Linked DNA regions of Homo sapiens: region 1 is linked to region 2. Evidence: chromatin loops called from intact Hi-C (ENCODE). Cell type or tissue: PC-3. All regions are shown on one strand. Links, peaks and the distances in the headings refer to the core of each region. The heading gives the core; the rest is flanking DNA. Region 1 overlaps PHLDB2 (pleckstrin homology like domain family B member 2). Region 2 overlaps LOC105374040 (a long non-coding RNA gene).

Evidence for each region. Peaks named below come from ENCODE experiments on the same cell type or tissue, not always from the same donor. Only the 100,000 strongest peaks of a DNase experiment are listed, where the experiment ranks them.
Region 1: a loop joins it to region 2, with 24 times the contacts of the local background. A loop is called at or near these places in 3 of 110 quality-filtered maps.

What each region holds. Positions count from the first base shown.
Region 1 is chr3:111,962,551-111,978,482 of GRCh38, forward strand. PHLDB2 (pleckstrin homology like domain family B member 2) reads left to right here. Exons shown (of 18, transcript NM_001134438.2): 14 at 4,063-4,153; 15 at 5,128-5,274; 16 at 7,140-7,359; 17 at 11,182-11,267; 18 at 11,873-13,967. The coding sequence ends at 12,013. Among named protein-coding and RNA genes, the nearest start is that of ABHD10, 8.5 kb to the right of the region's middle. In PC-3, for the core only: no CTCF peak of the experiment used is centred there; no DNase peak of the experiment used is centred there.
Region 2 is chr3:111,798,708-111,814,639 of GRCh38, forward strand. LOC105374040 (a long non-coding RNA gene) reads right to left here. Exons shown (of 4, transcript XR_924333.4): 3 at 10,477-10,574; 4 at 471-5,741. It also overlaps a transcript of PHLDB2 not described here. Among named protein-coding and RNA genes, the nearest start is that of PHLDB2, 53 kb to the right of the region's middle. In PC-3, for the core only: no CTCF peak of the experiment used is centred there; a DNase peak (open chromatin) is centred at 9,944; H3K27ac peaks cover 1,524 bases.

The sequences.
Region 1 (15,932 bases), core at 7,231-11,230, 160 kb after region 2:
CACTTGAGCTCAAATTTACACTGTGCTTTAAAATTGATTTCCTTCTGTTGGTTAGCTCTAAGCTTCACTTACACTGCTTTTGATTTAAAAAAGAGGGCCCAGGCACAGTGGCGCATGCCTGTAATCCCAGCTACTTTGGGAGGCCAAGGTGAGTGGATCACCTGAGGTCAGGAGTTCAAGACCAGCCAGACCAACATGGTGAAACCCTGTCTCTACTAAATACAAAAAATTAGCTGGGCATGGTGGCGCATGCCTGTAATCTCAGCTACTCAGGAGGCTGAGGCAGGAGAATCCCTTAAACCCGGGAGGCGGAGGTTACAGTGAGCCAAAACTGTGCCATTGCACTCCGGCCTGGGCAACAAGAGTGAAACTCCATCTCAAAAAAAAAAAAAAAAAAAAGAAAGAAAGAAAAAGAAAAGGAATGATTTCCAACAGCAGTCAGAACTTTGGAGGATTTCTTACCCTTGTATTTGTTAAAAGGAAGCTTTTTGCTATTCTGTATGTTAAAATTTTTGTAAGGATTTAAGTGTTCACGTTTGTATTTATACTTTGAGACAAGCAAAGGTGGTCTTAACATATAAATCTGGCCATGGTGCTCCTCCTTTTCTAAAGTTTTGATGTCCCACTACCTACTGTCAGATCCCGGAACCTGGCACTCTAGGTCCAGCCCAACTCCCGTTCATTCTCCCGATAAACCTCACAGAGCTTAATGATTGAGAGGATGAAGAACTCTCCCATCTCTGTGCCTTTGACTGTACTGGTTCTTAACATTTTCTCAAAGGATAGGCACAAAGTCAGGGCTTAGTAAGTTAATAATGATAATAGTAATAATAAGTATCTGTGTAGGTAGTATTCAGAATACTCTTCTATAAGCCAGTTTAATAATTTTAGCAGAATGGAGATTGTATGCAGAATTAACTCTCAATTGTCTGTTTTCTGTGACCCAAGACCTATTTTCTGAGCATTATGTTTGTCTACACTGTAAATAATGATATTGAAAGAGCAAAAACATTGTCTGACTCATGTAACTTTCTGGTAGTCATAAAGTGATGTCTCAACAAAAAGTGAAGGGCAAATGTACCCACAACTCTGAGTAATCCTATCATCCTACAAATATTTTTTTGTGACATAATAAACCACGAGACCAAGTTTGTGTGACTAGAATTTCAGCATGGAATTACCTCATTAATAGGCTTATAATTTGGGAATATTTTAGTACATAAGTTAAAAACAAATCTTAAGCAGAAAAGATTTTTTAGTTTTTTACTCTTCTTTCTACCAATGTTCAAAAAATTTCCAATTAAGGATGCTTTATCAAAATACACATTCCAAACATTGGTTCCTCATTACCTGCTTCCCTGATGTTTATCACTTATTTTCCATCATAATAATGGGTAAGAGCTTATCTTAGAGTATCATAAATTTTGTTTTAAAGTTGATGGTAGTACAGAAGAGAAATGCCTGTTTTTCTCTCCCCTTTGCACTCCACCTTTTACAGGCATCTTCTACTTTGGCTCCAATTTTTTGACATTCAGAAGATCTCATAAGACAATGACATTAAATACTATTAGTAGTTTCTGACCATGGGGATTAGTTATCTGCAGTTGCCAGCACCACAGAGTCAGTTTTGTGTAAAGCAACTGTGGAAAATGATCATGGCCACACGTAACTACTTGTCAGGAATTACCATCCTGCAATAGTGCTATCATAGAATTAAGGGACAAATGTGTCTCACCACACACACACACACACACAAAAGGTAACTACATGAGGTGATAAATGTGTTGGTATTATTATTATTATTTTTGAGACAGAGTCTCACTGTGTTGCCCAGGCTGGTGTGCAATGGTGCAATTTCAGCTCACTGCAACCTCTGTCTTGCAGGTTCAAGCAATTCTCTCGTCTCAGCCTCATGAGTAACTGAGATTACAGGTACCCACCACTACACCTGGCTAATTTTTTTTTTTTTTTAGTAGAGAAGGGGTTTCACCATGTTGGCCAGGCTGGTCTTGAACTCCTGACCTCAGGTAATCCACCCAACTTGGCCTCCCAAAGTGCTGGGATTACAGGCGTGAGCCACGTTAATTAGCTTGATTGTAGTAATCATTGCACAATGTATGCATACATCAAAACATCATGTTATATACCATAAATATATGCAAATTTAATTTGTCAAGTATATGTATGCTCAATAAATCTCATGGTGGGGGCAGGAGGGAAGACATGTAAGCAAAGAAAATGGTAAACAGTGAAATCTAAATAAACATTGACTATATGAAAAAAAGGGATAAATGGGGATTAGGCTATTGGTGAGTTTGTTTTGACTAACTGGTGAGTTTTCAAGACCTGAAACTTAGTGAAATTCAAATTATTTTCAAATTAATGAGAGATATAAAACATACATATTTGATGTCACAAACTACACTATAGAATATAAATATAATTTTATGCCCTTATACGTCCTGCATGCCTGTCTTTGGCTTTCTCAGTTGGGGCAATGAAGTTTATCCCTTTCCACCCATGAAGTCAGGTATTCACAATGAAGGAGAATAAGAATTCCTGTACAAAAATTAAAAGATTTCTTTCCCTTGGATTCTTGCTAGCTGAAGAGAACAGAACTTACTCTTTTGTATCTCCTCACTGGCTAATGGAAATAATGAGAAGATACTGCCATGTTCTTCTCTTTCATGTGGGAGAAAACACCTGGCTAAAAAGTGGTTCAAGGTTACTCTGCAAAGTGCAGCCTAATTGTTAAGCTTATAAGGATCCGGTATTCCTAAGACAGTTCACTCCTTAATGGATGTGTTTTGTAATGGGGCTGTCAGTACTGATTATAGAATAAACTGTATGCCCTGTGTTCTCTTCAACAGAACTCTTAGCCCTAGATTTAAACCATCCTAGGTTTGATTTACAAAAATATAATTTGAGAATACTATATTAATAAGTATCTATAACCAAGAGGTCTCTGATTCTTCATTTTTATATGAATTTTTAATGAATTTATTTTTATATGAATGTGTCTAACAAACATGTATCCCTACTCTATGCCAGGTTCTATGCTACAGGGATACAGGCACGAAAGTCTGTCTGTATGTCCTCAAGAGAGTCTAGTAAAGAAGGCAGGTACTTAAATGAGTACAAAAGTACACATGCATTACAAATAGCATATGGTTTCCATAGCTGAAACAGCAAAGTAAATAAGTTTTGACCTAGGTTATAGTCTCTCTTTTCCAGAACAGTCAAATAGAATGTAAGCGGTGGAAAATAAAATTTCCTGTTTTGTGTTAAACATTTTCAAGTTTTCACTTTGTCTGTTAGTTACCCTGACTGTTCTTGCACCTTTCACTCCCTTTGGTTTCATCTTTCACTTGAGTGATGTCTTTTCCATCATTTCTTTTGAAGCTCTTAAATCTCTTTATACAGTTTTCTCATTGGTATCATGAGGGGGTACTCTTCACAAAACTGGCCACTATCCATCCATTGCACCTATAGGAGAAGTCATGTTTTAATTGGCATCATGATTTAATAAATAAAGTGTCCACACATATAAAGGGACAACAAAAAGTAGCTCATAATACATATTCCACAACTGAATAAAGTGACTCCAAACATTAGGTGTCATTTATATAGAACGTTGGTGATAGTCTTGTTGGTCTGATATCTTTAAGTCATTAAACTAATGGGAAGGACTCTCATGGGTCATTATTTTTAGACTTTGGAGGAAGCATTTAGAAGTCACACTTTGTAAGATTTGGTTTTGGTTTATTTACCTATGAGTAAAGCATTAGCATTATTTTGCTTGCCTATATTTTGTCTTCTAAACTGAGGTAAGTCAGTGTCACCTACAATTCTCAGAGTTGAATTGATTTGCCTCTTCGGTCCAATGACTCGTAAGTAACATTCTTTAAATTATATATGCTTGGATTTTGTTATGCACCTCCCTTGACCCCATGTGTGTGTGTGTGTGTGTGTCTGGGGTGTGTGTGTGTGTGTGTGTGTATGTATTAGAGAGACTTCTCAGTCTAAACCAATATTCTCAAAAGGCTTTGGTGTTTCATTCAGTGCCAGCACTTCAAATATTGCTAGAATAGAAGAAATGGAGAGACTTTTGAAGCAGGCTCATGCAGAAAAGACGCGGCTGCTCGAATCCAGGGTAAGCTTCATATTTTCATGCCGGAGGTCTGTGATACCGTGGTGCAGGAGCCCTGCGCTTGGCATCAGACAATACTCCTCCTTAAGGAGCCGTGTGTTCCTGGAATAAATCACTCAACCTTTCTCAGTCTCATTTTCTTATCTGAAAAATAAAGGTGTTAGATGATTTCTAAGGCTCTCTACTGCAGTGGATTTTCCATAACTTGAAATATATATATAGTATTGACATAGACCGAAATGAACACTTTGTGTTTTTTTGTGTGTGTTTTTTTTTTGTTTTTTGTTTTTGTTTTTTGTCTTTTGATGGCTGTTTTGTGTTCCTGCCAAGGAGCAGGGAGGAATGTCATGTCTTTATGCATTATTTCTTCCTTCCCAGCTTGTGCTAACTGCACTATTTTAATATTTAAAATCCCACGTTTTTATGACTGTATTTCAAGTCAGAATCTGACTTCCTTAGGAATCCCCCAAAATGCCTTTGCATCCTGCCCTGAAGGGCACCTCCTTTCCTTTTCTAACTTCCCCACGTGCTTCCTCTGTGACCTTCAGCCAGGAAACTACAGAGCAACAACAGGAATTAGAGGGACCATGGCCTTCAGTTAGAAGACAGTAGTCAAAAGACAGGCTAAATCACGTGATAAGTGCTAAAGTACAGTTTGTGAGGCTTTTTATTTAAAATGGGAGAGTTGCTGGTTGATATGAAATGATGAAATGACTGAATATATTAACAAGCTGGATTTTCACTGAAGACCACAATTTAATTGTTAATTAAATTTAGTGGTTGCATTTCTGCAGATGATGATTTTGGAAGCTATACCAGGCATGGTTATGAGTTGTTTTCTTGTAGGTTATGTATTATAAGAGACTAGTCTACAAACCAAGATTTGTCTAGTAAGAATTGTCTTTTTTATATTGATTGGAACCATTCAAGTATAACCAGTATGTTTTAAAATAATCATTGTTATGCATAATGTTTAGGAACGGGAAATGGAAGCCAAAAAACGAGCCCTGGAAGAAGAAAAACGACGCCGGGAAATCCTGGAAAAACGATTACAGGAAGAAACTAGCCAGAGGCAGAAGTTAATAGAAAAGGAAGTAAAAATAAGGGAGAGACAAAGGGCACAGGTTGGTCGGTCAATCTGAATGCATATGGGCAGGTTGCCCCCTGGTGGCAGTTCCTAGAAGACAGCTGTTCTGTGTCTGAGGATGCTTTCCTGGGCACTGAGCATTAGCACTTGACATGTAAGGGTTAAGAGAAGAGTGTGCATTCCTGTGCAAAAAAAAAAAAAAAAAAAAAAAATGTGAGTTCATTTCAAAACTCTTAGGGAACCACCAACCAAATGACACTTTTCTTTAGTCATGCATGGAACGTTTTGCCAGGAGCAGCACTTTTTCTTCCACCCATTCCTTGGAGTACATTTTAAAAAGAGAATCTTTTTTGAGCAGCTTTTAAAAATGCACCTGGATTTGCTGCTGAAAACAAATACAACATTTGAACTGAAACCTTTGCTTGGGGAATGGAAGAGGTCCTACTAAGCCATCTTTTACAAGCAAACAGTCTAGAGCAGTGTAATTTTTCACCAAGTCCAGTGTCTTTGTCATGGTGGTAGTGTTTTGTCTTTTTTCTGAGCACTGTATTGTCACATGTGTTCCCTTTGCTACAGTAGTCCTCAACACCTGTGCACAAGCTTGTTGTATTCAAGCAAAGTTTGGAGAAACCACACATTTTATTTAATGTCTTATCTTGGTCATCATAGAATTTGAATCTCTGTTCTTGTCACTATAGCTGCTTACATAATATGTTTTCTGAGCAACTAACATAAAGTTTTGTTAAGTACTATGTAATTTAAAGCTGAACTCTATTTTATCAAGATTCACTAGACTCAAAGGCAAAAGATACCATTACTTTTATTCTTTGTGGTTGCTGGCCATTTGATAGTATAGCAGTTAGAGACTATCTTTAAGACTTTGTATGCTTTGAGGTATCAGTAAGCCTGCAGCATCTGTTACAACCAAAGTACCACATAATCAAACGTTAAGTATTGAAGGAAAAGTAGAAAGTAAAATTTGTTTATTTTATTTCATCATGCCCAACGCTCTGCCAAATTTTGACTTGCAGTGAAAGTCATCCATGCGTGTTTACTATCTGAAGCCAAACCAAAAAGCACAATTCTATTTTAATCCTGATTATAAGTGTTGCCTCCAAGTATATAATTAGGTCATTTCCCCGAGGCAAAGAGGTGGGGTTATTTAACAGCATAAAATAAGACACCATTTTAGAACTATCACCCATGGTGATATATGCTTCCTAGATTGGACGGGCTTTCATACCAGCCATCAGTAACATAAAAGACATCTAAATACATCCCTTTGGCATCTGGTCCTGGACAGTTCATTACATTAGGTCCAGTTTTGATTCCACTTCTGTCTTTATGTTAGCTTTACTTTTCAAAATATAAATCTCTGCCTTCAATTTCTATCGGAATATATGTAAACTGACAAGTACAGCTTTGTGGGATCCTGTGGGGGCCGTACTTACTAAATAGTGTTCAATCAATCATGTCATGCTTGAGATTACTTGAGAATGATTGTTAAGCTGTGGCAGGGACAACTTCTGGAAACTTAACAGTGGAGCAGTCCTCATCTGCAAGGAGCAGCCCAGAAAACTTCATGCTTCATTACAAGAGCAAAGTACATCTTTTAAACTAAGATAAATGACCATTTTTCATTTTCTCAACTGCCCATCTTAAGGAATAGAATAAATTGTCCTGAGTTTATCTGCCTCTCCCCTACATATTACAGCATCTTTCTGAAAATACTATCCACTTTTTAGACTCCAAATCATAAGTGCTTTGTTTATCTTAAGCTCTTTTAATCATATAGGCATTTTAAAGCTTAGGTTTTACAGTTAATTTCTGCTTCTAAACATCTGTGACCTAAAACAAAACAAATAATTAGCTATAGATGCAATGGGTTTTGCACTTTTCCAGGCTCGTCCTTTGACACGCTACCTGCCTGTCCGGAAGGAAGACTTTGATTTGCGGAGCCATGTAGAGACTGCTGGCCACAATATTGACACCTGTTACCATGTATCAATCACAGAGAAGACCTGCCGAGGATTCCTCATCAAAATGGGTGGGAAAATTAAAACGTGGAAAAAACGTTGGTTTGTTTTTGATCGGAACAAGCGAACATTCTCTTATTATGCAGGTGGGTGATAAAAACAATTTAAGCCATATACTCAAATCAAGAACCCCCTGTTAAAGAGCAAAGGCAATTGAAATTCAGTGTAAATAGGTAGGTTGATACATAACAGAATTAATGGCAATATTAGATTTGTAGGTGTACATTATTTTATATTTAGATTATATAGTCCATATGATATGAATTTCCTTTCTAGAAATAATAAACTTTATATGTTACTTTAAAAAGTGGGAAGTGGTCTATGTTACTTCTGAAGTAAACTCAGGTCCCAATAAATATTAAGTAAAATTTATTCTTTAGATCAAAATATTTCCTTTTATTTGTTTTTCTGTTTTAATCCATTCTTTATTTAGGTAACAAATTGTTTATGTTCACTGTATTTTATGAAACATCACAATATCATACTAGAAATACTATCATTATAGGGTGGGATCAGAAAAAATATTGCCTTTCAAACCACCACACCAGAAAAAAAAGGGGGTGGGGAGAGGTTTGTGATTGATTGATTGTCATACGTCCCATTTAAGTCACACACAATTAGGCAGCCGTAGCTGAAAATCATTCAACTATAGTTCATAAACTAGAATGATCTTTTAAGCACAGAGAGTAAAGCTCATTGGTAAACTAGTGATCAGTACTATTTATTAAGTGACTGAAATATTTTTGGATTCTTAAATGTTGGCTGACAAGAAACATACCCTACCAAATCTTATATAAGTGCAGGAATATTAGTGTAACTGGCATACTTATTAAGAACCTCTTATTTCCTCTTGGATCACATACGAAACATGTCTATTTTTAGTACAAGTATAGCTCTACTTTCTTTGCAGCTGCTAAAAAAGAGTGGTGTCATACCAGATATTATGAAAAAAACCCTGTTTTGGGGTGACTGTCAGTATTTATGAGCATCACCAGGAATAGTAAAATGTATCGATGCAATAAAATATAAATAACAGTCTAGTCATTTAATCAATCCAGTGAGGTCAGGTTATGTTTATAAGGAGAAGTGTGAGAAACCAAGCAGCCTGTGGAAGAAAGGAAAGAGTGGCTCAGGAGCCCCAGAAAATGGGTGAGGAGCTGGTAGGGGAATGCCTGCCTTTCACCGAGGAGCTCTTTGGGTGAGGTTCCAGTTACTGGAGAAATTAGTGGCCTGAAGCCGATGGCCTGCCGGTCCTAGGTCCCCTGCTTTGCCTCTCTAAGGCTTTTTGTCATTGAGTTTTATAAACATCCAGAGCAGCTTTCTTCAGTTAATACAATTTGATGTCTGCACACTGCATAAACAAAACTGTATGATGTGGTATTGTCTTCAGAAAACCTCACCCAGAATTTTCCAAAAATACAACTTTAAAGAACTTCACACAAAACTGCTTCACTCTTCTTCTGTGCTCCTGTTCTCTGTGAGCCTTATTTCATTCTCTCATCTATCGGCCAGGTGAGTGGTTTCATGACCTGGCCAACTGCTTCAAACCTAAGCTCCAAGCTTCAGACCCATGTAAATGTGTCTTTGCAAACCAAAACTTCTGGTGACTGATTTCAATTTTAAAAAAATACCAAAACCTTCTTGGTATATGAAAAATTACCCAGAACCCTAATTTAAAAAAACAGACAAAAATTACATTTCATTTGCTTTTTAATATGTATTTATGATATAACTGGCTGGTGAGACCTAGTTGGACAAACGCTGCTCGTTCGGTTCTGTTTACGGCCATCACCTATCAGCTTTGTCCACTCCTACCCCCACCCCTGCTTCTCATACACAACAAGCACAGGAATAGACCAGTCCGCAGGCAGTCATCCAGATCGCAATTTACGCTGTACTTAACCCTACAGGAGTCATGTCCCTTCTGTCTGTCAGTGAGGGAAATGGCCGTGTACTTGTGAAGGAGCTGCAAATGTGAACACTGAGTGGCAAAGTCCCAGGACTCTGTGTTATTCATGGCCCTGGCCTTTGTCCTTGGCCTCCTGCATATTAACTGGGATCTTTAGGAGAGTCTCTAAAGAAAACCGAGGCCTAGAAAATATGTCTGCAAATTGATGGCATAATACTGAGAGAGACAGAATGTGCAGCGTTATCTCATCAATTTACAATAGCATCATTGCTTCTCTTCGCTCATAATGTGGCTGTGAGGCTTATATTTTTCAGAGTTCTTTCTCATATATGAAGTGCCCTGCAAACCAAAGTTTCCTTCTGCTTGCTTGAAACACTGGCAAGATTTGCTTTTATCTCCAGATTTTATTTTACATTTGCTTTCAGAAAACAAAGTATTATTGTATTCTCATGAATTACTGCAATATCATTTCCAGCAAATGTTTGAGAGATACATTGACCTTGTCTTTCGCAGAAACTGACTGAAACTTAACTGAACATGGTATCAGTTAAAACAGTGTTTCACAAGGAAGAGGAAAAACAAAGAAAAAAATATCGTCAATGGGCAAATAGGTTAGGATATTCTGGATTAAATGCAATTAAATAGTTTTACTCTCTGCTGAACTTTTCAGGGCCATTATTTTTTAGACTAGCTTTTTGTAGTTAAAAAGGGACATTCACCTAGTAAAAAATTCAAAATATAACAAAAATTTGTATGATGAAAGTAAGTCTCTTTATCATTACAAAAGTTCTGATCTCTCGTTTTTAAGCCTTAAATATTTCATATTTTCTCTATTCACTTCTATATATGTTTCAGTATGTATATATTTTCTTTTTTCCTCTTATACATTTGGGACTAAATTATTCATTCTATTCGTACCCTATTTCATATAATAGTATTTCAAGGGTTTTTTCCTTAGGAGCAGATACAGATCTACCTCCATCATTTCAGTAACTTTGTAGATTTCATTGTATGACTGGTCTATAATTGAATCAGTCTCCTATTAAAGCTCAAGCAGATCTTTTGCAACCTTGTGCCACAACAAACACAAATCCATGTACATTTATTTGCACACACACGAGATCTTATACAGTAAGTGGAATTGCTTAGTAAGAGGATTTTTGTGTTTTTAATTGTGTTTGTTTTACCTACTGTCTTCCAAAAGAGGCTGTCTTATTTGCACTTCCACTACTAGGGTATGATAGAGTCTCTTTCCCTGCCTCCTCATTCATGCTTTTAAAATTCTTTAATATGCTGACACGCACTGTGATCCTTGCAGAGTTTAAGTTACAAAATATTTCAAGAACTTAGTAGATCACAGAGTGGTGCTATATGTTTGAGTCATGTTTTGGTTGTTTTTGTTTTGCTTTGTTTTTATGGTAAATGTGATGAAATCTTTGAAAACAGTTTGGAAATTGTTGCATTGAAAGGACAATAAATTATTTGCTTGTAGCTCTGTTGAAAACGGGGGAAAAATCACGCACCCTGAATAAGAAATTTGATAGGAAATAAATATGGGTAGAAAATTATTTTAAATAACAAGTCAAAAAACACTTTGTAAAAATTTTATTACAACAGATCTACATATTAATATTTTCATTACAAAGACGGTCTTGGAAAATGTGGAGAAATCATTTGTATTGGTGCTGTTAGAGTTTACACTTTCCATGCTAACCTGAAAGTCAGTATGTTGGGTTATCTTTTGACTGCTAATCTGCTGGAGAGCCTTAGGCAAAGTCATCTCGTTCTTCGGTTTGCAGCTAGTAATTTTATGGCTTTTCTTTTTTTATTTTTCCAGTATAGATAGAAGGGGCCTCATGCACTAGCCCAAGTTCTCTGAATTAATCTTAGATAAATTAAATACTTTGTAAATATTTTAATGATTATAATTGTAATAAAATTATTATTTTTTCTGTTCCTCAGTGGCGATAAAGTATTTAACACTTATCTGTCTTTGCAGACAAGCATGAAACTAAATTGAAAGGAGTAATATACTTTCAAGCCATTGAAGAAGTCTATTATGATCACCTCAAGAATGCTAATAAGGTAAACATCAGTTTTCTAAATTCCTACAATTTGAATGCATAATTAAGAAGGGAAAAATATTTTTGGAGTCTAAGAAGTTTGAAATTGATGTTCTGATGTAACAGATAGATATGATCAGAATGGTGCTGGAAAAGTAAACATGAAGTAAGTGGGATGGCCGTTCTCTTTGAGGAAAAAAAATATCATAGCAAATTGAGGAAATATTCTGGACATAATGGTTTGGGAAACCCTGCGAAACGACTCTGCCAGGGTTCTAAAAAGAAGCTACCATATAGTTAAGAGGGGGATCGTGAGCAAGTCCTAGTAGGGCTAAGAATAACAGCTACTATTTATTAAACTCCTACTCTCAGCTAGGTACCCTGCTAGAGCTTTACAAACTAGCTGCTGAAATAATTTATGAGTTCTGTCTGAGATTTCCTGTTCAGAAAAATGGTCAATCCTGAAAAAGGCTCTGGGACAGGTGTGTGAGTTATAGTAGAGCAAAAGTAACGCCTTTGTAAATTTAATAAATTGAAAATTTTGAAGAAGTCATCACATGTCTGTGTTATTTAATGTTGTATTTTAAGATGTTTATTTTACATTCTTTTTCCTTTTTTGAATTTTAGAGTCCTAATCCGTTACTCACCTTTAGCGTCAAGACTCATGACAGAATCTATTATATGGTAGCCCCATCGCCAGAAGCCATGCGGATCTGGATGGATGTTATAGTTACGGGGGCAGAAGGTTACACTCACTTCTTGTTGTAGTGAACTGAGGCAACAGTCCACTTCAGGGCAGACGGCAATAATCTCTTACAAGAATGAAGCCATATTCAACCCCAGATGAGAAAACCCAACAGATCCATCCCTTGAGCTGTAAACACTCAGAACTCCTTTCATATCAAGACAAGTTATTTGTAAAAAATAAAGAAGGGGTTTTAATACAAACCTTCATAATAAATAGCAAAATAATTGAAGCTTCCATGAGAAAGAAAACACTATTTTGATAAATTGGATCACTTATAGGAACATTTCTAATAAACTGTTTTTAATCAGTTGTCGGATTTGGTGAAATAAACTAAACAGGTTACAGAATATCTGTATGTACTTGGAAATACAGAATAACTTTATCACCCAAATCACTGGCATTGACATTATTGGTAATCAACTGGCTTTTTTTAAAAAAGGTAGCATTTTGTTGACAGTTATTTTGTAAACATAAGCAAATAAGGGCTTGGAGGGAAATACATTTTAGGAGGAGTTTTGCCTTAATTTTTTAAGTACTGCACCAAAACCAAAGAGCTGACCTGACTTCTGTGGAACAGTAGTAACTGCAAGTGATGAACTGCATTTCGTATTGTTCTGTATATTTCAAAATGGTATTTTGATGCCATCAAATGCCCAGGAAATTGACTTTGCAGTGTCACCACTGGTGTAAGCTACTATATATGTATATATATATGTAGTAAACCACTTTTTGTAAAAGAAGAAAGAGCAAAAAGCTGTGTGTTTTAGAAAAAAAAGCCAGGTTACGCAACAGGCATTCTGTCATGTTGAACAATTTTAAATAAAGAGAATATCTGGTGTTAGGAGCTTGTTTTGCTGAAGATTTCTCCATTCCTGGTGCTGAGAATAAAGGCAACCAGTAGCCAATGTCCTTTAGATTGTCTGATTTCTTTTTGTTGTGGAGCACACCTGCTAACTGCTCCCTCAACATAACTATGAAATCATAGCTCTGTTTTCACCAAAGAACAGACCAATTAACATACTTATTTGCAGAAGTGGTGTAGTTCTATAAAACGGCAAATGAAGTTCAACTTAATATTCTCTATAATGTATTATTTTATTTTATTTTTTACAATTAGCCTTTTTTTTAGTTAATTTTTGTCAAATGAAACGACTTCAGGCAAGTCTCTTTTATAATGGTTTTTCAAGTGCCATTTATTCTAGTTTATCATGTTTTGCATGTTTGAAAGTATGAATGTGCTCTTTCCTAAAACATGGCAAATGAATAGATGTAGAGAATAACAATATTACTTACAAGATGAAATGATTAGATTAGAAGTGTCCCTTTATTAAACTTTGTCAGCCTGACTGGGTACAATTCTTTTGTTAATTTGCAGTGTGGTTTGTATACACGTATACGTGTTATCAATAATAAGATTTTGCAACTGGATGACACAAGATTTTACTTGAACAGTGAAGGACAAAAATCATGATTGTGGAAGATATTTTTAAAATCTGATTTTGCAGCGATCACTTTTAAACCCTGTAGTGATGTAAGACTAAAATATAATTGCTAAGATTTTGTTGGTTAATGTAAAGATATGACTTTTCTGCACTGTACTCTCTTCATAGGATTGTAAAGGTGTTCTAATCCAATTGCATGATGTAGTAAGCCTCTTAAATATGTGTGTTAAATATATTGAGTTTGGATTAAAATGTTGACATGATTTCACATTTGAAAATAAACTCATCTCTTATTTTGAAGTTACCTATCTGTAGTATGATGGAGGATGAATTAATCGCAAATGACAGTTGTAGAAACTATGTAAAGTTTGTTGTGTGCTAACATTATGATTTGTAGTGTATAAACTGAAGTATTCCAATAGAAGTATCTCTGGTTACATCCTATTGCTTACAAAATGAAATGAACCCTGAAAAACTCTGACATCATATTGTTGTCTGTTTACACAGATACATTTATTGCTGGGGATTGCAAGGAGTGTGTTTACTTATCCTTATCTTACACGAAAAAAAAATCATGTAAATGTGATATAAAGCTTTATTTGGTGGGGCATCTCATTTGTCCCCCTGAACTAAGGCAGCAGATTTCAGAGAGAGAAGCTTCCCTCAGCAGTATGTCCCTTTGCCCCCTTTATATATTGATGAAGTCAACATTGACAATAGGTACCCAGAGTGGAAACAAATTTGTCTACTTCAAGCTCATCACTGTCCGTAAAAGCATCTGTACTTGCTACTGGCCATAATTTTTTCTAATTTGTTAGACAACAAGAGTGAATACAGAAAACAATCCATGGGTTTCTCTGCTTTTCTGTGCAGTGATTTTCCCACTATGACCAGTCAGATTTTTCATCTTACTGCAAGTAAAATGCAAGAAGACTTGCAAAAATAAAGGGGAAGAAAAGGGAGAGAAGTGATTGAGAATATTTGCAATTATCCAAAACATGCAGAGAGAAGTGTTTGTTAAGATATAAGGGATGGGCCAGGTGCGGTGGCTCACACCTGTAATTCCAGCACTTTGGGAAGCCAAGGGGGGTGGATCACCTGCAGTCAGGAGTTCGAGACCAGCCTGGCCAACATGGTGAAACCCCATCTCTACTAAAAATACAAAAATTAACCAGGCATGGTGGTCGGTGCCTGTAATCCCAGCTATTCAGGAGGCTGAAGCAGGAGAATCGCTTGAACCCAGGAGGTGGAGGTTGCAGTGAGCTGAGATCGCCCCATTGCACTCCAGGCTGGGTGACAAGAGCGAGACTCAGTCTAAAACATACACACACACACACACAAAAACCCAAAAAAGAAATATAAGGGATGATGAAATGACATGCATCAGGCATCACCTTAGTGATTTAGTCCCTTAGAGTCTACAACAGGTCTAATGGAGAACGGGCAACATAGCTCAGCATCTTTTGGAGTATGTCCTGAAATCAAGTTGCTGTCCTTAACTATATGTCCTTAGTAGAGAGAGGCATCCCACCTCTCAAGAAAGAGATCTATTCAGTCTTTATTTATCTAACTGTTCCAGACTGTTCCAACAGTCCAGGTTCTCACGACTCCAAAGACATGCTGGATTCACTATATCCAAACTTTGCCTTTAATTCTGGTACCAATTACTGCCCCCCAAATTTATAACCAGGATAATAAAAGTTACTTTACTATCTTATATATACTCAAAGTATTACACAAGCCACCATAACTTTTAAATAGGAAACTACTACGTAAAACTCCATGGTTGATGCTTGAGGCCCCCAGGAATTAGTTTGAAAGGTATTTAGAGCTGGAGTCCGGAAACCCTTGTACTACAATTTATTCAACTATTTTTCTATTGTTAGCCATTCCCATTTTTTTCCTTCTCTTTGCCTCTAAAAACGGTGTAGTAGATAATATGCAGTCTTAAGAACTAGTGTTGTTTTTCTATAGGATAATCACAAATTGGTGCCACTGCGTTAAAAGGCACTGGAATGGATGCATATTTTAAAATTGTAATAGATGTGGCCATATTACTTCACAACAAATTTTAGTAATTCACCTTCCTAGCAATCATACATAAGTGCTAGTGTCTAGCATCCTTGCCAATTATTTTTCTTTTTTGCCAACTGAATGGGGGGAAAAAGGCATTATTTTTTTAATTCCAGTTTTTCATTTAGTGAGTTTGAGCATCATGTTTCCTTATATGGGCTGCCTATTTATAGCTGTTGGCCAATTTTATTTGAATTATATTTCTTATTTATAGGAGCAGGCTGAGTAGAAGTATTAATGTATCTATGCTACAAAATCCATTTTTCTAAGCTCTTAACTTGAGGTGTCTTTTGCCATTCAAAAAGTTTAAATTCGTATACAAATATATTTTTTATTTATGATGTTGGGGTTTTGAAATCTTGGTTAAGAAAGTCCCTTCTGTCCCCGGATTATATAATATTCTCCTAAAATTTATTTAATCCTC
Region 2 (15,932 bases), core at 7,649-11,648:
AAAATGTTATTTTATCTTTAATCTGAACAATTCTAGGATCTGGCATCTTTGATGTTTCCAATACAATCAATTTCAAAATATATGCTGAATTTCTACTATGCAAAGGAGTGTTGTTTAGACCTCATATGAGGGCCAGGAAGGTGAGCTAACATGGAGACAGGCTGTATGAGTCCACTCTCATGCTGCTAATAAAGACATACCCAAGACTGGGTGATTTATGAAAGAAAGAGGTTTGATTGACTCACAGTTCAGCATGGCTAGGGAGGCCCTAGGAAACTTACAATCATGGCAGAAGGGGAAGCAAACACATCCTTCTTCACATGGTGGCAGCAAGGAGAAAAATAAGAGCCAAGTGAAGCAGGAAGCCCCTTATAAAACCATTGGACCTTGTGAGAACTCACTATCACAAGAATAGCATGGGGGAAACCACCCCCGTGATTCCATTACTTCCCACTGGGTCCCTCCCATGACACCTAGGGATTATGGGAACTAAAATTCAAGATGAGATTTGGGTGGGGACACAGCCAAATCATATCACAAGCATTAAGAAGCTGGTACTCTTATTATAATGGGAGAGGCCCACATAGCCAAAAAAATCACTCTGAAATCTATCATGGTGTCAGCACAATTTGAACACAGACTGCTGTAAATAAAAGAGGAATAGTAGTCTTTGAATTTAATACTAGAAAAAAGTATTAGAAAAGAAAATTAAATTCTACTTCAGTTCTTCACATTGGTGAGGTAGACAGCTTCAATTGGTCTTTAAAAATATAGACTGATTTTCTATAAATTATTTTTTTGAAAGCTAGAAATACTTTAGAAATATGTCATCCCAATCAGAAAAAAGAAATTCTAAAGGAAGGTGAGGGAGAAGAACAAACAAGTAAATGTGAAATTGTCTCAAAGACATCAGGTTGGGTACTGAATTAAGTTTTTCTTAAAATCAAATTATAAAGACTTCCAGCAATTTCACTGCTGGAAATTTATACTGTGAATATCTTCCTATGTGAAGATATCTATTGTGGTTTTCCATAATTTACAGAAACTGAAAACAATGTTATGTATTCATCAGAAAGGACTGCTTTATTTAACTGTGTTCAACACATGTCATAGAGTACTATGCACTCCTGAAAATGAATTAGGGAGATCTATAGATACCAATATGGGAGGAGGTCTAAAAAATATTACTAAGTAAAAGGCAAGGAAAATAACTATATAGAAATATAAATAGAATCCTATTTGTGCAATAACAAGAGTGTATAAATGTACTCCTCATAAAGCATTTCTAGGAGGATACTCGAGAAACTTTTTTTTTGAGACAGAGTCTTACTCTGTTACCCAGGCTTGAGTGTGGTGGCACAATCACGGCTCACTGCAGACTCAACCTCCCTGGGCTCAGGTAATCCTCCCACTTCAACCTTCTGAGTAGCTAGGACTACAGGCATGCACCACCATGCCCACCTAGTTTTTGCAATTTTCTGTAGAGATGGGGTTTTGCCATGTTTCCCCGGCTAGTGTTAAATTCGTGGGCTCAAGTTTCTGCCTGCCTCGGCTTCCCAAAGTGCTGGGATTACAGACGTGAGCCAACATGCCTGGCCAAGAAACTCTTATTGAGCATATCTTTGGAAAATGAGACTGGGAAATTACATGAAAAGAAATTTTTATTTTATACCCTCTGTGCCTTTTGATTATTTTAAAATTATGGAGAGGTATTACTTTTGTATTACTTTTTGTTTATTAAATTCCTATACTATTATGCATATATCATTTTAAAACTATAGTTCTTTTAAGTTAAGTTTACTTGGGCAAATGTCCTAATTTCTTTTCTCACTGTATATCTTTAGTTTCTATATTCCAGTGACTTTGTTGTGGACTATGTGTTTGCCTCAGATTTTCCCATCTCTAATAATGTCATGAACTGGCATTTCTGAACTTTCATTTTTACTATTGGACTCTTTAATCCTGCTTGTTTTAAGAAGCATTTTGCAAGTTACACGTTAACTAAGATGCAGTACCTGATTTAAAGGGGACATACAATGCAATGAGAGAGACAGAAACTATTTTTACTTCATAAAATCCAGTTTTATAAAAAGCTCTGTTAATAACACTGAGGGAGTGTGAGAACACAAAAGAAAGCTTACTAAATTTGGCTGGGGAAAGAATCAAGGAAGATTTCTAAGAAGTTATGCCAATTAAGATAAATCTTGAAAAGATGAATCAGCTGGTACAAGTATAATACATTGCCTTCATAGATCATTTTGCAAGACTTAGAATTAGTGAAATTTAGACATAGAAGAGACCTTAAATAATATTAAATGTAACATTCTCATTTTTAAAATAGAGAAATGTGACTTGTTAAACAACATGAGCTGTGGGGTCAAATTCAATGGCCAATACAGAGTAGACACTTAATAAATATTTGCTCCCTTCAGAACTGGCCACATAAATTACAGGGCCCAGTGGAAAATGAAATACAAGGCCCCTTGTTCAAAAGTTATTAAGAATTTCAAGACAGTCACAACAGAGTGTTAAAACAAGCATAGGCCCCTCTGAGCACAGGGCCACATTGAAATAACCCACAGTCCTGGGGTTCATGAAGCAGGCCTCCCTCCCTCCTCTAATCTAAGTTTCAAGGGGTAAGTAGACACAGAAACTAAACAAGAACTCAGGTCTCCTTTGGATACAAAGACCTCAAAATTTTAAAAGCTCATAAACAATCTGTTCACCCAATATTTTTAACTGAGGTGATATGAAGATCTCATATTTATCTTTATATAATAGTTAATAAATTTGTGCCTTTATTCATTCATGTCACAAATATGAATAAATGTGTCCCAAGAGCCTAGGACAAGGCTGGTTCATAATAAGTATTCAGTGAAGAGTAGGTGAAGGATGGATGACCAGATGAATGAGTGACTAAACAATAAGCTACAATTGAGTATTATTGCCCATAAAAAGAAATAAAATTTTGATACATGTAACACCATGAATGAACCTTGAAAATATTATGCTAAGTGAAAGGAGACAGACACAAGAGATCACATAACATATAATTACATTTATATGAAATGTGTGGAATAGTCAAGTCTATAGAGACAGAACATACATTAGTGGTTGCTGGGGACTGGGAGGAGGGAAGAGTAAGGAGTGACTGCTCATGGATATGGGTGTTTTGTTTTGTTTTGTTTTGTTTTGGAATGATGACAATGTTCTGGAATAAGATAGCAGTGATGGTTGCACAACTTTGTGAATGTAATCACAAATATCATCAAATTCTAGACTTTATAAAGGGTGGATATTATAGTATATGAATTCTATCTCAATTTTTAGAATGTAAAACAATAAATTAACCAGGATAGAAAGATTTAAGTAACTTGCTAAAAATTGATTTGTGTTACTTGTGATGATTATGCATCTAACATCAAAACTTTGGCTCCTAGTTCAGGCTTTCTCCAGTCTATCAAGCTACTGCACAGAAAACTGCAGAGTGCCACCAGCTATCTCTATGGCTCCATGGAGCACTGTGCTTACATACAAGAAACCTCTCTTGTACCAAAGTGTAAACACAGTGGTGGCTGCATTCTGCCTCCAGAGGATCTGGCCTACAGAGTGAAGAATAAAGGGGAGACAGAGCAAGGGGAGAGCACTTTCCAAGAGCTTCCTCATTTTCTCTGTGTTGTCCTAGACACCACCCACTAGCCTTGTATCTCAGGTCTTGGTTGAGAAACCAAAATAACTAATGACACTCCTATGATGCCTTGGCAGCATTCCCTGATAACTTAGAATATTTATTTCCTGTTTTCCCAACTCTCATTTATTTCCATGCTAGCATAGAGCAAGATGACGTGTAACCTCTTGTGAAATGCTTGATATTTGTCCCTTAGAAGAGACATTAGTACTATACATTTAGCAAATAGTAAAATAACAACACTCATAGCTTGTTCTTGTGAGTAATATGTGAAAGTTTTCTAAACTGTATTTTAGTTTTAACTTACATTCGTTACAGCAGAGTGAGGCAAGCATCATGCATTCTCTCTCTTTTAAAGAAAAAGCACTAAAACTTCCATTTTTTCACTTCTAGTTTATGATCCTCTCTTCTTCCTTACCATGAGAATCAATAAGGGTGGGTGGTGTGAACACATGTTTTTTGTCCTGTCAGGAAAAGTTAAAGGTTATGGTCCTGCTCCCAAATGATAGATAATTAATCATCTTTAAAATGGCAACCTGTCACTGGAAAAGGAAAAGCAGAAATATAAAATAAAGCAGATATATGATATCAGGTAGCAACAAGGATGTCACAGATTTAATGAGTATAGGGGATGTTGTACAAAAAGTTTTATACTAATCTCTAGAAACAAAAGAAAAAGCAGAAATGATCTATATGTTCATAGTCTATATGGCCATCTCTCTAATTTTGAAATCAGCAGTCATTCCTTGGTTGGCATCTGCTACTTGGGAGCAGAGGATGGAAGAACACAGCAAACAAAAGTTTCATCGTTAAGCTGTGAAGCAGAGGGAACAGGCAGCTAGCCAAAACTTATGTGGTTCTTCAAATTTCTGATGGGGATCAGAGTGCCTCTCCCTCACTGACAAATATGGAATGGAATGTAAGGTTGCTACTAACAGGGTTCTCTGCAATCCTGAGATTGGTTCTGTTCTAGCCAAAGCTCTTGGATTCCTGTAAACTCCAGTCCAGTTGAAACTTCCCGGGAGAATGTGCCCCCACCACCCCGTGCAGAACTCCTGGACATCTTAGTGACAGCCCCACCCCCACCACTAGTCTTCCCAGAATTCGAGCTGTGAGAACACATCAATTCCTGACTCAGGCATTTGAGTCAATTTTCAGTGAACTCAGGATAGTAGAATGGAACACCATCTCACCCACCAGCAATCCCTGGCTAGCACATGAGTGGGAGGAAATCATGGGCTTTGAAATCAAACAAACTCAGGTTCTTACATTCACTAATTACACTCAGAAACTGTGTATTCTTTGTAGAATTTGAAAGTGTTAACCTCATTGAGCGTTACTTCCCTCAGCTATAAAAAATGGATATAACAATTTTTTTCTCTGATGTTGCTTTAAAACAAAGTGAGATAAAGAATGAAAATTTCCAATTTACAAATATTTCTTAACAAAGCGTAGATTTGTTCCTTTCTATTCCAAAGCTAATGACTTCAGGTGAAATGGTATCTTGAGAGTGGGGGGCATTCTGAGGAATCAGTCTCAGACCAAATTCATGTAATCAGTTGAAAACGTCCTGTTTGATTAGTCCCTTTAAACTCTTTATGTGCCTTTCCTGTCCTCTAATTCAGTTTCTAAACTTTTGTTCAGTATCACATCCCTAAAGAAGCCTTTTTAGACATTTTTTCTGATCGTCCTCTCCTCCATGAGATTTAATGCCACAGAGACACCATTATGTTGTTTGTGAACTGTATATAGGTATATCTGTGCTTTATACATTAAAATAGTAAGAAAATGTTAAACCCCCCAAGAACCAATTTTCACCCTTTGGTGGACAATATTGTTCCTATTGAGAACACATGGTCTATAAACAAACAAAAAGTTAGAAGAATCTTTGAAGAGATAATCTTTTAAAGCCTGTGAAAGAAGACATTATTGAATTCTTCTGAAGAACAGAGTCTTCCCTTCATCATCTCTTAACTATTAGAGGTAGAAAACTTTGGCGAAGTTTTAACAATTTCTTGATTTCCTATGTTTAGCCAATGATGTTCAGGTCAACCTGTTAGAAATAAAGAAAGAAGCCTCAGATGCAAAAAAGTAAATGATGATGCTAGGCCCCAACCTACTGATGTATTGTTTTCTACGCAGAGTATAAGATATACTATCTGCAGCATAAGTACAGTAATAATGGAGCTAAACCTCAAAAAATTAGTCCCACATCACTTGACTAATAGGTTTCTACTTTACTCCATGTGGATGTCCAGATTTTGCCCAATTAAACTTTCATTTCTTATTTAAAATTACAGCTAATACTTACCATTGAAATTTTGGGGGGAAAACTTTGCTAAACTGCAGTGTTTATTTGACTTTTTAAATAACTGTGATGCTGAACAGTAAGAATTAATTTGCACACAGGGCTTCTAAAAAGTGGGCCACTTCTTATTTTGAGAAAAACTTCAAAATTATGTAATAAATTTCACTGAGAAATAAAATATTGACATAAATAACAATAGAACAATATCAAGTTTTTGGTAAAATAAAAAGTTATTCATGTGAAAAATAAAATAATAGAACAATACTAGGTGCTGGGGAGGATGTGGAGCAACCAGAAGTCTTATACACTGCTAGCAAGAATGTAGAATTTGAAAGTGTCAACCTCAGTCACTTTGGAGAACAGTTTGACAATTTCTTAACACGTTAAACATACGTGTGCCTTGTTACCCAACAAGTCTACTCCTAGATATAGGAATTTACCCAAGAGAGATGAAACATAAGTCCACAAAAGACTTGTACATAAATGTTTATAGCAGCTTTGTTCATTATAGCCAAGAACAAATTATGATATATCCATACAAGCTAATACTACTCAACAATAAAAAAAATTACTGGGGCCGGGCGCTGTGGCTCAAGCCTGTAATCCCAGCACTTTGGGAGGCTGAGGCGGGCAGATCACGAGGTCAGGAGCTCGAGACCATCCTGGCTAACATGGTGAAACCCCGTCTTTACTAAAAATACAAAAAAATTAGCTGGGCATGGTGGCGCATGCCTGTAGTCCCAGCTACTCGGGAGGCTGAGGCAGGAGAATGGCACGAACCTGGGAGGCGGAGCTTGCAGTGAGCCGAGATTGCGCCGCTGCACTCCAGCCTGGGCGACAGAGCAACACTCCGTCTCAAAAAAAAAGAAAAAAAATTACTGGATAAATGCAACAACATGGATGGGTCTCATAAACAGCAAGCTTAGTGAAAGAAGCCAGACACAAAAGTATACATACTGTCTGATTCCATTTTTATGGAATGCTAGTAAAGACAAATCTAATCTATAGTGACAGAAAGCAGGTCAGTGGTGCCTGGGGCCAGGGGTGGTGAGTGGGAGTGTTGACTGGGAAGGACACAGGGAAATTTTGGGATGATGGAAATGTTTATATCTTGATTGTGATGGTGGTTGCATAGATGTATGCAAAAAAAAAAAAAAGAAGAAGAAAAAAGAAAAGATACAAGAAGTCAAGAAAGAAGCCAGTCACAGAAGACTACATTTTGTATTATATAAAATTCCATTTATATGAAATTTCTAGAAAAGGCAAAACAATAGAGACAGAGAATTGGTCAAGAGTTATCAATTGGATACTTAAATGGGTACATAAAAAAACAGGTCAAAATGTTGTTAAAGATTCAACAATTCAAGTTATCTGCTGTGAAAATGCCATAAAGAGTTAGTATCTCTAGAATCATTATAGCAGTCATCTTCTAGTGCAAGTCCCAGTACCATTTTTAACAGCCTTATTGAGGAATAATTTGCATATCATAAAATTCTCCCATTGTAAGTGTACAATTATAGAATTTTTGATGACTATATATGATTATGCAACCAGCACCACAGTCCAGTTTAAAACATACCCATCACACCAGAAAGTTCCCTCACACCTGTGGCAGTCAATCCCCTCTCCCACCCCAGCCAACCACCGAACCAATTCTCTGTCTCTATAGTTTTGCCTTTTCTAGAAATTTCATATAAATGGAATTTTATATAATACAAAATGTAGTCTTCTGTGACTGGCTTCTTTCTTGCCTTCTTGAATCTTTTCTTTTTTTTTCTTCTTTTTTTTTTCTTTTTTTTGAGACGGAGTCTCACTCTGTCACCCAGGCTGGAGTGCAGTGGCTCAATCTTGGCTCACTGCAACCTCTGCTTCCCGGGTTCAAGCAATTCTCGTGCCTTCAGCCTCTCAAGTAACTGGGACTATAGGCACGAGCCAGCACACCTGGCTAATTTTTGTATTTTTAGTAGAGACAGGGTTTCACCACACTGGCCAGGCTGGTCTTGAACTCCTGACCTCAGGTGATCCGCCTGCCTCGGCCTCCCAGAGTGCTGGGATTACAGGCATGAGCCACTGCACCTAGCCCTTCTTTTTTTTTTTAATAACTTTTTTTTTGAAATGGGGTTTCACTGTGTTGTCCAGGCTGGTCTTGAACTTCTTCCTAGGCTCAAGCACCCTTCCTGCCTTGGCCTCCTAAAGTGCTGGGATTACAAGCATAAGCCACCATGCCCAGCCCCTTTTTGTTTTCTTAAGATGAAGAAGTTCTAGTTATGGGACTTGTAAGAGACATTAGTTGCAGGTCCAGAGCACACATTTGCCGATTCTCAGTCCAGGACTTAGCTGTGACACCATGCTATTGTCAGGATACAGTATACTAGATACAGGATACTAGAATAGGAAAAAAATAAACCTGGTTTAGGGGATCAGAATGGCTATTTCTAGCCATCCAACTCAACTTATCTGAGATTCAATTTTCCCTTATATACAATGAGGATAATAATGTCTAATGCATAGCTCTGTTGTGAGGAATAAATTAAGTGTACAGAGTACCAAACATAGAGACAGGCAAACATTAGGAATTTAATAAATGATAATTGCTGACTAGAAAATCACTTAAAGTACAAATGTTCATCTTGAGACAAAGAACATAAAGAGGGAAAGTCATAAATGTTGGAAACTGAAGATTAGGGTTTAAACATTGACTTATTTAAATCTCAAAAGAAGCATGAATCCCTGCCAGGCATAGTGGCACACACCTGTAATCCCAGCAACTCTGGGAAGCCAAGTTGGGAGGATTGCTTGGGGCCAGGAGTTTGCCCAGGAGGCCTGGGCCACATAGGAAGACCCCATCTCTACAAAAAAATAAAAATTTAAAAAAAATAGCCAGGCGCGTGATTTTTTTAATTTACACGCCTGTAGTCCTGTAGTCCCACTTGTAGTCCTGACTACTCAGGAAGCTGAGGCTGAAGGATTGCTCAAGCCTAGGAATTCAAGGCTGCAGTGAGCTATGATGGACCCACTGCACTACAGCCTGGGCGACAGAGTGAGACCCTGTCTCAAAAAAGGAGAAGAAGAAGGAGAAGGAGAAGAGAATAAGGAGAAGGAAGAGGAATAGGAAGAGGAGGAGAATGAATCTCACAGATTTAAGACAGTGCCAGCTAAATTGGGAATTATTTGCTAAATGTAGTTAACTGAACATTGCTTTATTTCTTTGATAAGAGGACCATTTTATAAATAAGCTGGGTGTTTTTTTTTTTTTTTTTTGCCTAATTTTATGAGTGACTCAATAGTTCTCAGGCCTGGCTGCACATTAGAGTCACCTGGGGAGTGTTAAAAATTACCAATGCCTGGGACCCAGCCCAGAAATTCTGATTTCATCGGTCTGGAAAGGGGCTGGGGCATTGGTGATTTTAAAGTTTCTCCTGGCAATATTAATGTAAAACCATTGTAAAGAACTCACAGCAGCATTAACAGTTTGATTCTCTGGGTCTTAGGGAATGTGTTCAAAATTGTGGGGTGAACTGTCTTTAGAGTATGCCACTCTGACATCTTAGAAAGAGACAAACCACAGAGACTAGCTGTACCCACCCAGATGTTCTATCCACAGATGATCTTTTCTTATTTTTCTACATGGTGTTGTATGTTTGTGCAATCAAACATAAGGGCTTTGCATGAATGACATTAGCTATGTCTGCTCGGAAAAAGGAGGTTGCCCTTCACCTCCACATCCTGTGCTGCCACTTTTCTTTTGAGTCCTCGGTCAGAGCTGGGTGTTTAAACATATATTCTGGGTTTTTTTTTTTTTCATCTTTTATTTTGGATTCAGAGGGTACACATGCAGGTTTGTTACATGGGTATACTGCGTGGTGCTGGGGTCTGGGACATGGATGATCCTGTCACTCAGGTAGTGCAGAAAGAGTAAACATGTATTCTTAAGCAATACATGTATATCTCATGAGTCACAGCTTCAAGAAGACAAATACAATCTGCATGGACTGGTGCTCTAATTAAAAACTCTAAAGACTCAGGAGGCCTGGATAAGTCTCCTGCCCTCTTTGGTCTTCAAATATTTAATTTGTACAATTAATGGATTTCCTTTTATAACCCTAAGGTATTTTCCAGTTACTATGATTCACTGGTTGTAATTCTCATAACTAATATAATAAAGAGCAAATTCTTTATATAGCATCCATTTAGAACTCTACTACTAGTACTAAACAATTCCTAAAATAAGGGTTTATATCTCTGTTAAAGTCATTAGTACATACACATAAATAATATCTTGGTCTTTGACTAGTATATTTATTTACCAAGAAATGCAATGGCTTAATCTATACTTTCCAGAAGGAACTGACTGCTGTCATCGAGGAGGAATAGTCACATAAATAAATTATTGTTCTTCACACATAGTACTCACAAAACCTTAGTTAATTGATTATTCAATTATGATATTGTGAAACTGTAACATGACATTAATCATTACCTGGTGAAATGATCATGGGCCTTTGTGTGATGCTGCGGCTTCCTGGGAAACTCACTAATGTATTCACATAAACCAGATGTGCCAGAAGAAAGCTCTTGCTGTGGAATTGATGGAGAGTTTGTTTAAAGAAAGGAAAACAACTCTAAATAGTAAAATAAATATTTTCTTCTGCCTTTGGGTGACCTTATGCTCAACCTCTTCCCTTATGAGAATGCTGTCTCCAAGCCTGTGGTTCTATGGCATGTCAGTAATCTGAAAAGTCTATCTGAAGTCCAGCAGTGGGCCACTGCCCAGCCTCACAAGCCTGATTTCCTCTTCTTTTCTCCACAAACACCCACATACTTATTAGCTCCCTCAGTTCTTAAAATGGATTCTTTTTATCTAATGCCAACTTATCACTGTATATCAGGTCTTTGACCCTGAAATATCTTTAGTAAGTTTGCTTTTCTTTGTTGCTAAGGCAAAGCCTGGCAGATTTACCTATCATCAAGAAGCTCTGATTTGTGGTGGTGCTAAGTTTGGAAGAAATATGAATCAATGAAATAACTTACCTGAAGTAAGAGTCACTTTAAATTAAGTTTATCAGCCCAGTCACTTGTAAAGGTTTGAAGACAATAGTCATGATGTAATAAAAGAGTATGCAAACTCAAGAGTTTAGATACACCTCAAGCATATAATAGAGTAACAAATTTCAGTTATGCAAGATGAAGACGTTCTAGAGTTCTGTTGTACAACCTATAGTTAGGAATTCTCCCTCCTCAGCCTCCCAAGTAGCTGGGACTACAGGCATGCATCACTGCACCCAGGTAATTTTTTAAAACTTTTTTGTGGAGATGAGCTCTCATTATGTTGTCCAGGCTGGTTTAAGAGCGTTAGTGCATCATGTTATGGTTAACAATCCTAAGGAAACACCAGTAGGGCATCACTCTAACACTGCCATGGAGCTATCTGAAAGAAGCTAGAGGCTATTAAGCCAAATGCAAGGTGACACACACAGAGGCCATACACACTAACCACAACCTGAGAGCACCTGAGATAGGAAATATGTGTTCCAGGAAGGGGCCTATCTGGGACCATATTACCGTGTGTTTTCATGTCCATTTCTGAAACTAGGCCTACTCTGCATGACTATCTTAATCTCCTCAGGCTGCCATAACAAATACTATAGACTGGGCGGCTTAAACAACAGAAGTTTATTTCTCACAATTCTGGAAGCTGGAAAGTTCAAGCTCAGGGTGCCAGCATGCTCAATTTCCGGTGGGAGCCCTCTTCCTGGCTTGCAGACAGCCCCCACTTTGTTGTGTGCTCACATGATCTTTCCTTGGTGCATGTATGTGAAGAGAGGGCTCTGTCTGTCGTCTCCTTTTAAGACCACTAATCCTATCAGATTAGGACCCCATTCTTATGACCTCATTTAACCTTAATTACCTCCTAAAAGTTCTCTTTAAATACAGTCATATTGAGGGTTAGGGCTTCAACATATAAATTTTCCAAGGACGCTATTCCGTCCATAGCAATGATATAGCAACCCACACAGACTATCCCTAAATGTAGAAATCAGTGTTACTCTTCAAAGCAACACATTTTTAAAAATATGTCTTCCAAATGCCTTATTTTTGACAACGGAATCCTTTGTCCAAAATAAATTTTACAAAGATCCTCAGTATATAATATAATAAATAAATACACTGGACAGTAAGTTTGGGAAATGTGTTTGATCTGTGTAGGGATGTACAGTTGTATCTGCACTAAACTAGCTCTGCAAGAGGATACAGAAGAGATTTCAAAGAGCTGTCATCCTAGGTAAATGGCCCAGATACATGCTCCATGAACCCCCTCAGGGAAACATCTTTGCTATTAAACAGGATAATCTGTAAGCAGAGCCAAAAAGGACTTTGGATGCAAGAAGAGACCAGGGGATGTCTCATCCTGAGTCATCAGGATATTTCTCAGGAGGATTTAAGTAACTGGTCTTACAGTTAAAGCCTCCTATAAAAATGTACTCCATTTAGCATTTAACTAATAAAACCAAGTACCTACAAAACTAGAAGCTTTATCCCATTAAGGAACCTTTCAGGACTTGGTGTTTGCATGAAACAGAAAGTAATCATTGCTATAGGAGAGTCCAAGTCTCTTCATGAAATCATTTTAAAAAATGTATTCTACTGTGGTCAGGAGAACTCTTGCATTATGCATATTTTGCTACCAATTAGTCTTGGTGAAGAAATGGCCCAGTTTTCTCACTGGCAAATTAAAGGGTAGATTAGGCCAGTGAGTGTCAAGCTTTAATGTACAAAAGAAATCGTTAGGCAGTTTATTTATTATTAATAATATGCAGGTTTTTAACCTGTAGGCCCCACAAAAATTTTGATTCACTTGCTCTGTGACAAGATTCAGGAATCTTAATTATTTACTGGCACCCTATTGATTGTGATACAGGTAATCAATAGATTCCTCACTACACACACACATACACACACACGAAAAAATGAAATGATGATCTTTAAACTCTTTCTGTCTTTCAGATACTATAATTCTGTTTTTAAGGTTCATATAAGCAAAGCAGGATATTAGGCCTACATTCCTGACCTATCTGCCAAAGAATTATTAAAAACAAACATCTTTTGCTCACTCTAAGCACACTGGATGATGCCATTATGATAAAGTCCAGGAGAGAGAAAGAGATGAAATCATGATGTCTAAACTATATTCATTTTTGTGACCTTCATCCTATATAAGCTGCTTTCCACCTTAACTGTGCATGTTCAAAACATTGCCCCAAGGTGAGAGAAAATTGCTTGGAATGTTCCTTCATCAACATCTGCTCTCTTTCTTCTGGCCCTGCTATCAACCCCGTCTCTGTGAAATCTCAGAACCTGAATTCCAGTATTTAGATTAAAGAAAAGGGGCTTCTCTGCTGTCTCTTATCTCTGATTCCATTTCCAAGGCCATTAATATATTTCAGGCAGACAGATTTTTGTTTTACAGACTATTTCTTTTTCTAGGATGTTCCCAGTCATTTAGAACATCATCCATATATCCAGGCCATCTTTCTGTGATCACCATTTGTTTTCAGTTGATACAAATGGAGTTTAAGACAGTTTCCTTGAAGGCAGGAATGCTGTGTGTGAATTGTGACTCTATGAAAAGTTACAGTGAACACAAAAGCTAACACTTTGTAAGAACAGTACTCTGCAAGGGGAAATGGAGAGGACAGTATAAACATATGATGTCTGAATTAGCAAATGAAACATAAGTTTATGTGATGATCCAATGGAAGGACCAGGTAACTGAATGTTTTCATGGAGTTTCTCAACTTTGGAAGGAATCAGTGAATGAGGAGGAATTAATGACCTCATTGGGAGATTTTCAGCTGGCTTCTTCTACACTATGAGACCATCTCCAGGCTTAGGATGAGTTTGCTTAGTATGATCATCCTAGGACAGTCCCTTTGCTGCCTGGTTTTATCCCAACTGTTCAAAGCAGCTTCATTAAGATTTTTTCCCTGAGAGAACTCAGATTGGAGCTTCATCAAATACCACTAGCCTTTGACTTTCTGCAGAGAAAGTTAATGAATATAGCTTGGAGCCAGACAAATTAATTTTTTACATTTTCTGTTTATTTTTAACTCTTGTTTCAAAAGGGTAGAGAGAGTGGAGACATAACAATCAAGCTTTTACAGCCAAAATCCAGGGGTGAGGTCATGTGGTCCTAGAAAGGAAGTGTGGGGAAAACATTACAAACATTGGCAGGATGCTTCCCCCATAGCATTATCACATTGCTTTGTGACTGGTATTTAATAGCTATCCTTTCTCAGACTAGAAGCTCCGCTAAAGAAGAGACCAAGGCTTCAATAATCAAAATCTAGCAGAGTGCTTTAGCACATAATGGTAGTTTGTAGCATGTTTAACTTAAAAGACTCCAGCTGAATGGACACTTCCCATTCAAGTATAAAAAAACTGTAGGAGGAGTTGGGCAGATGTTAGTAAAAGGATACAAAGTTTCAGCTTGGGGAAACAAGTTCAAGAGAGCTGTTGTATAATGTGATTACTATAGTTAATAACAATGTATTGTACTTTTGTATACTACATATGACATTTTTATTTGTCCATTAAAATAAATAAATAAATAAATCCATGTACAATATATTTTGGAGGCTTAGATATTTTTTTTAAAAGGGAAAGGATATTTTTAGTATATTTAGTTTCCCCCTCTTTTGGTCTTTAGTTAATCCTTAACATGTAAAATAATTGACAGGTGAAATTTTTGTGGCTTAAGGCTAAAGCAAACCTACCAGCCTTTGGGCTTTTATGACAAATTTTCCCTCCTATCAGAATAAATGTAATAGTAAATGTTATAACTGAAAGTCTAAAACAGCGTGTTACACAACATTCAAAATTATACAAATCTTTGGAATTCTTAGTGGAAAAATGACTAAAAGGAAAGGAAAATGGAAGAGTGCCAAAAATTGCTAATAATTATAAACCAATTGGAAAAACTACAAAGTATATTTAAGGCTGCAATCTGGTTCAGACTTTCTCTTCTTTGCCACCAGTTCTTGAGCTGAGTGAAGAAGTAATGTATTTGGATGCATACAATTCATTGTGTGATATTTAGGCCACTTAATTAGAGCAAACACATAGTTTTATCAAAAAACTGGGGATGCTTTTGTGAGTGAAAAGGGGCACTAAAGAAGGCCTGTTTCAAACAACCCAAGATATGTGGTTGCTGTGCTCTTCATCCACTTAAGGGGCTTCTTTTTATTCTATGTCATTTGTTCAAAATGCTCAATATTTGCTAAGAGGGAGATCTTAATTCAACTCCCACAGTGTGCCAGGTAGAGGTGAACATAAGTCTCCTTCAAATACCCAATTGCAGCTGAGCTGTAAGGACATGGTCCAAAACAGTGTATTCCAAAACGTGGGATACACCACTGTGATAGTTAATACTGAGTGGATTGAAGGATACAAAGTACTGATCTTGGGTGTGTCTGTGAGGGTGTTGCCAAAAGAGATTAACATTTGAGTCAGGCTAGGGAAGGCAGACCCACCCTTGATCTGGGTGGGCACAATCTAATCAGCTGCCAGTGCAGCTAGAATATAAGCAGGAAAAAAAAATGTGAAAAAGAAAGACTAACAGCCTCCCAGCCTACATCTTTCTCCCATGCTGGTTGCTTGCTGCTCTTGAACATCAGACTCCAGGTTCTTCAGTTTTGGGACTCGGACTGGCTCTCCTTGCTCCTGAACTTGAAGACAGCCTATTGTGAGACTTTGTGATCATGTAAGTTAATACTTAATAAACTCTCCTTTATATATGAGCAGTTCTTAAAATAAGATTGGAAAACAGATTTTCTTATTGTACCCCATGATGTTAAGTTTTCTACATAGATGTCTGCATGGTTCATGTAGTGTTATTAACAGAATACCTGAAATGAAGTATTTATTTAAAAAAAAAAA